2 separate regions of the Homo sapiens genome follow, and region 1 is linked to region 2. A link is a loop called in an ENCODE intact Hi-C map of the cell type or tissue named here. Cell type or tissue: body of pancreas. All regions are shown on one strand. Links, peaks and the distances in the headings refer to the core of each region. The heading gives the core; the rest is flanking DNA. Region 1 overlaps NME7 (NME/NM23 family member 7). Region 2 has its middle 27 kb from the start of XCL1.

Region 1 (4,406 bases), core at 310-4,309, 740 kb before region 2:
GAGAGAAAGAAATCCAGGACCAATAAAGAGGGAGAGGGACAGACATCCAAAATCTAGGAGACAAAAGAGAGAAACATCCAGGGCCAAGCAGAAGTAGAGGCATCTCTGCCCCATCACTCCTGCTTTCTTCAAGATCCCCTCTGCGTTTTGCACAGGCTGTAGTCTTCTGGGAAGGCAGTGCTGGTGGAGAATGGATCCATCTACTTTCAAAGACATGCATTGGGAATTTATTAATACCTCTCTATCCTGCTGTCTGGCTCTCTGAGTTGGGACTCAGTAATGTACTAAGGAGAGTGAGCTCCTTGAGAGCAGGGCTCTTTCCTTCCTTCCTTCCTTCCTTCCTTCCTTCCTTCCTTCCTTCTTTCTTTCTTTCTTTCTTTCTTTTCTCCCTTTCTTTCCTTTCTTTCCTTCCTTTCCTTCCTTTCCTTCCTTTCTTTCTTCTTTCTTTCTTTCTTGGCACGATCTTGGGTCACTGCAACCTCCACCTTCCAGGTTCAAGTGATTCTCCTGCCTCAGCCTCCTGAGTAGCTGGGATTACAGGCACCCACCACCACACTCCGCTATGTTTTTGTAGTTTTAGTAGAGGCAGGGTGTCACTATGTTGGCCAGGCTGGTCTCGAACTCCTGTCCTCAGGCAATCCATCTGCCTCGGCCTCCCAAAGTGCTGGGATTACAGGCATGAGACACCATGGAGGTAGGGCTTATTTCTTACTCACTCTTGTAGTCCCTCAGTAATAGCTTGCTTAGAAAACTATTCTAATTAATACACTGAGCTTTTGAGATACTGTTCCTTTTATACAGTTACATTCTTACTAATACAAATGAGAAATCTATAGCCTTAAAGAAAGGATTAGGCTAAAAAGGGACTTAATTTTGGAAAATTTGTAAGGAGCTTGATAAAATGAATCCAGGGTTTTAAAAAAAGAGGTTCTGTTACACACACAACACACACACACTAAATAGACATACATTGTGGATTAAACCTTTTTTAAAAATGTCATGAGAAAGATATTCTTGAAATGATTTAATAGCATTTTTTAAATTATTGTTTTTAATTGTTTAAGATACTGTTATGTAATTTGTTAGATGTTAGAAAGCAAGCGAAAGGAATTTATTAGATGTTAGAAAGCAATGGAAGAGAATTCACTGAATGTCACGCATATTCCATAAGAGTGGCTGTTTGATAATTTCATCAATAAATTTAAAAACTTTAAACTTATTTGGGGCTGACTGGGCAAAGGATAACCCCCCCACCCCAGATTGGGTCCTCTTTTATGCAAGGAATTAGAGAGAAATGAAATTGTTGACCTGGCACAAGCTATCCTTTCATTAAAATGTTTCCTAAAGTCCCGATGACTGGAGGGGATATATTAAAAACAAAAGGAGGCTGCTCTTCCTATGGAGTAGGCATTCTTTTATTCCTTTACTTTCTTAATAAACTTGCTCTCACTTTTCTTTAAAAAAAGAAACTTATTAACTTATTCTTTAAAAAAGAATGGGAAATCTCTTTTTCTTAATAGTTAATATCTATCACTTATTGAATGCCTACTGTATATTCTTTTCACATAAGGAAACCTCAGTTTTTTAAAATACCCAAGATTATACGCTAGAAAGCGGTAGGGCCCAAATTTGAACCTATTTAGCCTAGAACCTCATGTTCTTTCTAGCCTACTACTTAGGGTCACGATGTTTAAAATTTTTTTTTTTTTTGAGTTAACTCTTTCTTTTGCTTTTATGTAGCTATAGAAATTTAACTTCCTTTTCAAAAACTCAGTTTCTAGTGGATATAGGTGATATACATTTTTTTCAGGAATTCATAATTCATATTTTGATACTTGACTAGGGCTCTGCAAAATTACTATGGTTTAATGAATAACTACAGGGCTAAAATTGAGGGTATTTGTGAAATGGCTTTGTGAAATGGCTTTGTGAAATGGCTTTTTGGGCAGGATATGTTAAATCCACATTGAACACTAGGTGGCACTCTTCCATCATTGGACACTTTCAGGAAAAGCTATCCTTTATGGATTTTATTAGTTGCTTATTAATTTTAATCATATTGAAGTGGCATTCGAATGCTATTCATCTAGAAATCACAGATGTACACAGTATCACAGATTATTTCTCATAAAGTCAAAGACACACGTTTTTCTTTCCTAAATTAGAAAACTTTAGCCTAAATGATGAAACAAATGGTCATCTTTGGGATTAAGCTTGAAAATGTGGGTTTTTTTTTTTTTTTGCTTTTTTTTGGAATCTGTTACTTTACCAAAATATCCTTTGACTTATTTTTAAAAACTTAATCAGGAAACTACAAAATAAAAATAATGTTTGAATTACATGAGGTAATATAGGCAAATGCATTCCAAAGAAAACACTGTCTTAATATCTTCTTCAGATAGACTGTCTGATGATCACTACTTCTAACACTTGTGGATGTATTTAAGACTTTTACCACTTTTATAAAGGTACATTAGTGGTTACAGCCACTTAAGTCTGTATCACTTTATTGTAAACACAGTATTTTCTCCATTGACTAATATTCAAAAAGACTCATTCTTTTTCTCATGATGAAAATGCTATCAGAATCAGTAGCCAACTGTAGCTAATGCAGAATAGTAGTAATTTGCAATGCATGTAAATCTATATGTATATTTAGCATCTGCAGCATTTGGTATATGACATACAGGAAAAAATGGAACCATTTTGGTTTGCATATTTTGCATAGAGCTACTTTTCTCTATCTCTGCAACCAGGGCTGCTACATACTACATATAGGACATTGCACAATTATGAGTGAGTTGCTGATATTCTTATTTATTACGTATTTTTCTAACACGTGGCAGTAAAGTGTTCTCAGGAAGGCACAACTTTTTCTGTTTGCACAGGAGTACTAGATGGACTAAAGAATAGTCTTTTCAGATTTCTTAGCAATGATACTGCTCGTCTATGCCATTGGCTCTTATTCTTGAAAGAAAAAAGAATACGAGAGGAGGGAGCACAGGAGAGAGAAGGTGATATAAAAGTACCATTCCAGGATGCATCTAATTTACTACAAATGTCAGGGTGGGTTTAGGGCCTCTACAATGGACAGATGCCACAGGATGCCATCCCACTGTATCTTCTCCTCATACTCTACCTTCAAATCATACTGGCTTTGTTTGTTAAACTTGCCAACGTCCATCTTCCTCCCAAAGCTTTATACTTTTTGTCTACCTGGAATGTATTTTTACCCCAGGTTTCTGCATGACTGGCTTTTCCTCATCCCGTTTTGACATCTCAGATCAAGTGTAGTTGTTATTCTAGTTGAAGGGGTACTCCCTAGCTCACTACCCCAATAATTGGCATGTTTACCTATTTATCCTATTGTTTTTGTAACACAATTTATTTATTTACTTACATTTTTAGAGATGGCGTCTCACTGTGTCGGTCAGGCTGGAGCGCAGGGGTATGGTCATAACTCCAACTCCTGGGCTCAAGTGATCTTCGTGCCTCAGCCTCCTGAGTAGCTGCAATTACAGGCACGAGCTATGATGTCTGGCTATAACACATATTATTACAAGAATTATATATATTTTTTATTTTTACATTCTATAAGGAGAGACAGAAAATTAGTAAGTAAGCTCCATGTCAACAGGGCCTTGTCTGTCTTCTGTCTTGAATATCCCCAGTGTCTGTTGCAGTGCCTGGCAAAGAGAAGCCATTCAGTATTTGTTGAATGAATGAAGGCATGAATAAATTCAACTTTTAAGGCATAACTAATATTTCAATTGATGATAGCTAGCAGAGTTCTGCTTTCTAAATTTATTCATTCAACAAATACTTAATAGATATCTGATATATGCAATGCATATACCTAGTCCCTTGGGATGCATCCATAAATAAAACAGACAAAAGTCTCTGCCCTAAAAGGGCTTGCATTCTTTTGGGGCAGATATGCAATAAGCAATAAACATATGAAGTATAGTATACATTATATTTGAAGGTAAATAAGTGCTACGGGAAAAAAATGAGCAGGGTAATGAATGTTGGGGGTACTGATAGTGGTGTTGAATGTAATTTAAAGGGAAGTGGCCAGAGTTAGTCTTGTGGAGAAGATGATGATACCTGAGCAAAGTCTTGAGGGTGAGAAAAGATAAGCCATGTAAATATTGGGGAAAAAGTATTCCAGGAAATAAGACAGTCAGCGGACAGACTTTTTTAGGTGGGAGCATGCCGTATGTTCAAGAAACAGTGTGGCTAAGGCAAAGTAAGCAAGAGTGACAGTTGTGGGAGATGAAGTCAGACGGATCACTGGAGGCCAGATCTTGGAGGGCTTTGTGGGCTATTGAAAGTGGGTTGACATTATTCTCATAGGCTGAGTTGGCAAATTTTAAGCAGAGGAATGAGGTGATACAATTTATATT
Region 2 (4,406 bases), core at 149-4,148:
TTTAAGGTTGCTAGTCAATAAAGCTTATATCACCATCTTTATTCATCTCACCAGTAACTTATTAAATTATATTACCTTAATTTTTTGCTGTTGTGCATTTTATGAGATGTACAAGATACATATAGTACCATGGTGAAATCCTGCCTCTGTAAACTGCCCTAAGCCCACTGATGTATATCTCCATTAAAGTTCCCTGGAATGGCCAAACTAGGTTTTTTAATCTGAATAATGGAGGTTATATTCATTGTCTTCATTTCCCTCTTTCTCAGTTTCTTTGCTTCCTTGTGTTTTAGTACAGTTTCATCCTTCTTTTGTCAAGGAAAAGATATGAAACAAATCTTCAGGCTCACACTTACCAGCTGCATTTGAGTGTTTATTCTCAGATTCATTAATGGCCAGACAGAGAGGCTGGCTAGGAAAGAAAGTAAAGTATGAGAAACTTCAGCCACTTGAAGTCCAAAATGAATGTGAAGCATCTCTGAAACTATAATCTGTGTCAAAGGAAAATCAGACTATAATTAAAAGGAAGAAAGAAATAGGCCATTATCCACAACATTTTGTTTACCATGTAAAAGAGGAACACAGGCTTTCCAGGAAATAAGTAAATTGTGGGTAATTTAAGAACAGACATCATATCTTATATACCTCCAGGTGAGGGACTTCTGTTTGTCTCTTTAGATCTGTTCTTTACTTAACTCCTCTTATTTTTAGCTGGAAAACAATTACATAGAATAAAGACTGAATTTCCCATACTTTCTTGCAGCTGAACTTACCTATATACTTGGGGTTATGCATACAGCTTCTAGAAAATGTCTTTTGAAGGAAGAAACCCATCTTTTTCTTCCCTTTTCTTCTTCTTGCTGGATGGAAAGTGGATGCAAATTTGAGAATTAAAAATGAAAAGAACCTGGGTTCCAGGGATCTCATACCAGCCTTGGCCTTGTTAACTACTGATTTTGTCCCTAGAGGACAGAGAAAAAAAAAACCTATCTAGTTTAAGCCACTCTTATTTTGGCTTTTTGGTCACTTGCAGTTAAACCTACTCCTTAGCAATACACCCCTTCAACCTCTGGAAGAATACCTTTCAATCAATCAACAGCTGCAATGATCACAGTTACAATGGACTAAACAGATATGTTGGGGCTGTTGCCGTCCTCACATTTTTGGAAGGCTCAGTGCTTTGGGTCTCAAGAATATAGCAGAGAGAATTTGGGCATGATTTATTTTAATATGGTGAGCAGAACATCCTGAGGGAAACACACACCCTTATATACATATACATGCACACACATATAAATATATATATGCATGCACATACACATAAATATAATGTCTCCATAGATTGATAAAATACCATTCAGTGGAGAGTGCAGTGACCAGGGTACAAATACAGGCACTGTCACTGGATGGTGGAAGCATAAATTGGTGTGATCTTTCGGGAAGAAATTTGCCAATATGTATCACAGCCTTCTCTAAGGAGAGAATGTGAACAAAGAGTGATGGCCAAAATTTTCATTGTAGCAGTAGATTATACAGAAAGTTTCTCAACCTAAGGGTTCAAACAATAAATGCATGTGTTGTGAAGTGTCAGAGCTGGCAGTTAACTGGAGTTTCTTTCCCATGAGTTGATTTTCATCAAGGAAAGAATTTCTCAGAGGTTGGGCATCAAGCGATAGAGAGGAGTAGATGGCAGACAATGAGACATCTGCCTCCGACCAGGCCCATAGGTCAGTCTAGCCACAAGGGACAGAGAATCACCCTCAGACACTAAAGAAGCTGTTTCCATAAATGAGACACAGAGGCCTGAAAACTCTGTTTAGTACTCAGGGGAGAAGTTAGAAGACTTAGTGCAGAGCATTCTTCACTTGGTGAAGAATCTTGGTTGGGTTCAGCACAGACGGATGATGTGCCTTGGCAACCTGAGGGTCTGCAGCTTTGGGAAGATAAGGAGACCTAGCCTAGGGAGGCAAGCCAGCATCACCATGCCAGGTGCCAGCATCTGTAGTAGTGGGGAGGTGCTGCCCTCAAGCGGCTGTTTGGACAGTAAGCATCAGCAGGGGGCCAGGAGTGGAAGAGCAGAACATTTGTGAGCTCACCTGGGATATATCTTAACCACACACTCCAATTTCAGCTCTGCCTGGGTCATATGCCCACCTGCATATTCAGTTCTCCCTGGGAGAACTGAAATTGGGTGTGTGGCTAAAATATATATGCAGGTGGGCATATGAGCCAGTGAAGTGTGTAGCCACAAGCTAGGAAACAACCTAAATGCATAATGATAGAAAAAATCAGGTAAATTATGCTTTGTCTCATAACCTGTGAGCCTGATATTATCTGTGGATGTTCAGTATCCTTTCTGTCCTTCTAAGCTTTCCCCTTGTAAAACAGGGCCTGAAAGCATGGAAATCACGTTTCTCAAGTGCCTGTTTGAATATCATTGGGGTGGCACTTTGTGAAGTTTGCAAAGCAGAAGAAAAAGATGGGCCATTGCTTCCAGTAAAGATCTAGGCACGCGTCTGGGTATCAGCAAATGGCTGATGTGGGGCTTTGTCAGCAGCTCCCAGATGCTGCAAGCAGCTAAGCTCAGTAGTAGTGATATCACTGCAATATTTGTGTTTCTAGATCTAGAGCCATCCTGATCATTGTTTTCTTCCAATGGGAGGCATATATAAAGGTTGTATAAGCCTTATTCCCTACGTCAGCTTCCTTTATAGTGAAAAAAACTTAGAGTGGCTTCCATTTTCAGAACCAAAACTTAACTGATACAGCAGAGCCTGTTGGTTAAGGACCTGAACTCTGGTATGATTTAGACTTGGTTCAATCCCAAGATCTGTTTTAAGTGAGTGAAACCTTGAACAAATTCCCTCACCAAACTTCCCAGTTTCTTCATCTGCAAAATGGGTTCACGAACATGCCTACCTTGTAGGACTGTCACATGGTTTAAATTATATCATATATATTAGCATCCATAAATATTAGATATCATTATTGAATACTGCATAATAATTGCATTAAAATAGTATAATAGTAGATGGAAAGGGAAGAAAAAACTCTATGTACAGTATAAACTCAACTACATGAAATACACCAATGGAAAGATAGCAAAATGTTCTCTCTCTAGGGTTTACATATGATTCTATTTTCTTCTGTATTTTTTTGTATTTTTAAAATGATCTACAAGAAGTATTATATACTATTTTATAAAAGGAATAACATGTAATGCTATTAAAATAGCCTACAGTGAAGTTACATAAATATACATTCAAACCTCAGCATCACTCACAAATTCAATGCCTCATGCAAAGAAACACACTCAAATAATACTGTTTCGTTGGTATCTAATATTCATCATCTTTCTAAAGTTTTTTCCCTATCAGCCCAAGACCAAGTAAATATTGTGATAACTTCAGATCTGGGAACAGTAAACCCCCAGGTCAGGGAATTTGCAAACAGTGAATTCTGGAGGAAGCAAATATGTTTGTGGAATTATTCTGGGGAGACTGCTTCATTCTTACCACAAATGGGAAATGACTACTTCTACGGCAGCTGTGATATTCCATTCAGGAGAGGTTTGTTTCAGAGGTGTCATTGTTTGTTTTAGTTGGCCCTTATATTATTTTCATTAACTCTGACAGTCAGTTCTGCAAGACTTGGAAAGCCATACTTTCAGGTTTATGCCTTCTTTCGTCACAGCATAATTATTAATAGTGCCCCTTTTTGCTTTTGAAAATGTCTGGGTTTAGATAATTATACACATGTATGTGTACCCAATTCAAGACCTGCCCAAATAAGAGCAAAGCTTAGGATTTTTAATAAAGGTCTGTATACAGCATAAAATTGCTCCTTAGCATAAAACTGCACCTTAGCATAAAATTGCTCCTTAGTTAACTACCCCTAAACAGCATCTGTTTTGTTTTTGGATGAGCTTCCTGGCTTGAGAAGTTGCAGCCCACTTCCAGCCCACCTGAAAGCACCATACCTTATATATATATATATTTTTTTCTCCAACAAAAATACCTCTTGGGGCACTGTCCTCAAAAATGAATATTTTATTTAAGAAAATAATAGTTTCTTGAATACCTGTATTCATATTTATATCTATGTAGCATGCCCACCTGCTAAGAAATTCCAAGCACTGTAACCCCACAATCATGTCTATCTCTTCTCTGTATCACCAGAGACTCATACAGCAGCAATATGTAGAAAGTCAACAAACTTGGACTGAATTGAACCAAACTTGCTGTGAGTTACCAATAAAGTGATGATAGAGGAATCGTCTTTGGGCTTATCCATTAATCATATTCATAGATACCATTTCCTGATTTATCTTGAGAATAAATGTTCTGGTGGGAATTTTTATTTTTTAATTTCCTCCTTGTGATTTCATTGCACTTGTAATTGGGTCA

What was found. Hi-C counts contacts between places; a loop is a spot of excess contacts. Peaks named below come from ENCODE experiments on the same cell type or tissue, not always from the same donor. Only the 100,000 strongest peaks of a DNase experiment are listed, where the experiment ranks them.
Region 1: it touches region 2 in a loop (4-fold over the local background); 100 of 110 quality-filtered maps call a loop at or near these places.

The regions. Positions count from the first base shown.
Region 1 is chr1:169,346,201-169,350,606 of GRCh38, reverse strand. The region is part of intron 1 of NME7 (NME/NM23 family member 7); the gene reads left to right. Among named protein-coding and RNA genes, the nearest start is that of NME7, 19 kb to the left of the region's middle. In body of pancreas, for the core only: a CTCF peak has its summit at 1,969 (motif pointing right); no DNase peak of the experiment used is centred there.
Region 2 is chr1:168,601,297-168,605,702 of GRCh38, reverse strand. No RefSeq gene overlaps it. Among named protein-coding and RNA genes, the nearest start is that of XCL1, 27 kb to the right of the region's middle. In body of pancreas, for the core only: a CTCF peak has its summit at 2,018 (motif pointing left); a DNase peak (open chromatin) is centred at 2,002.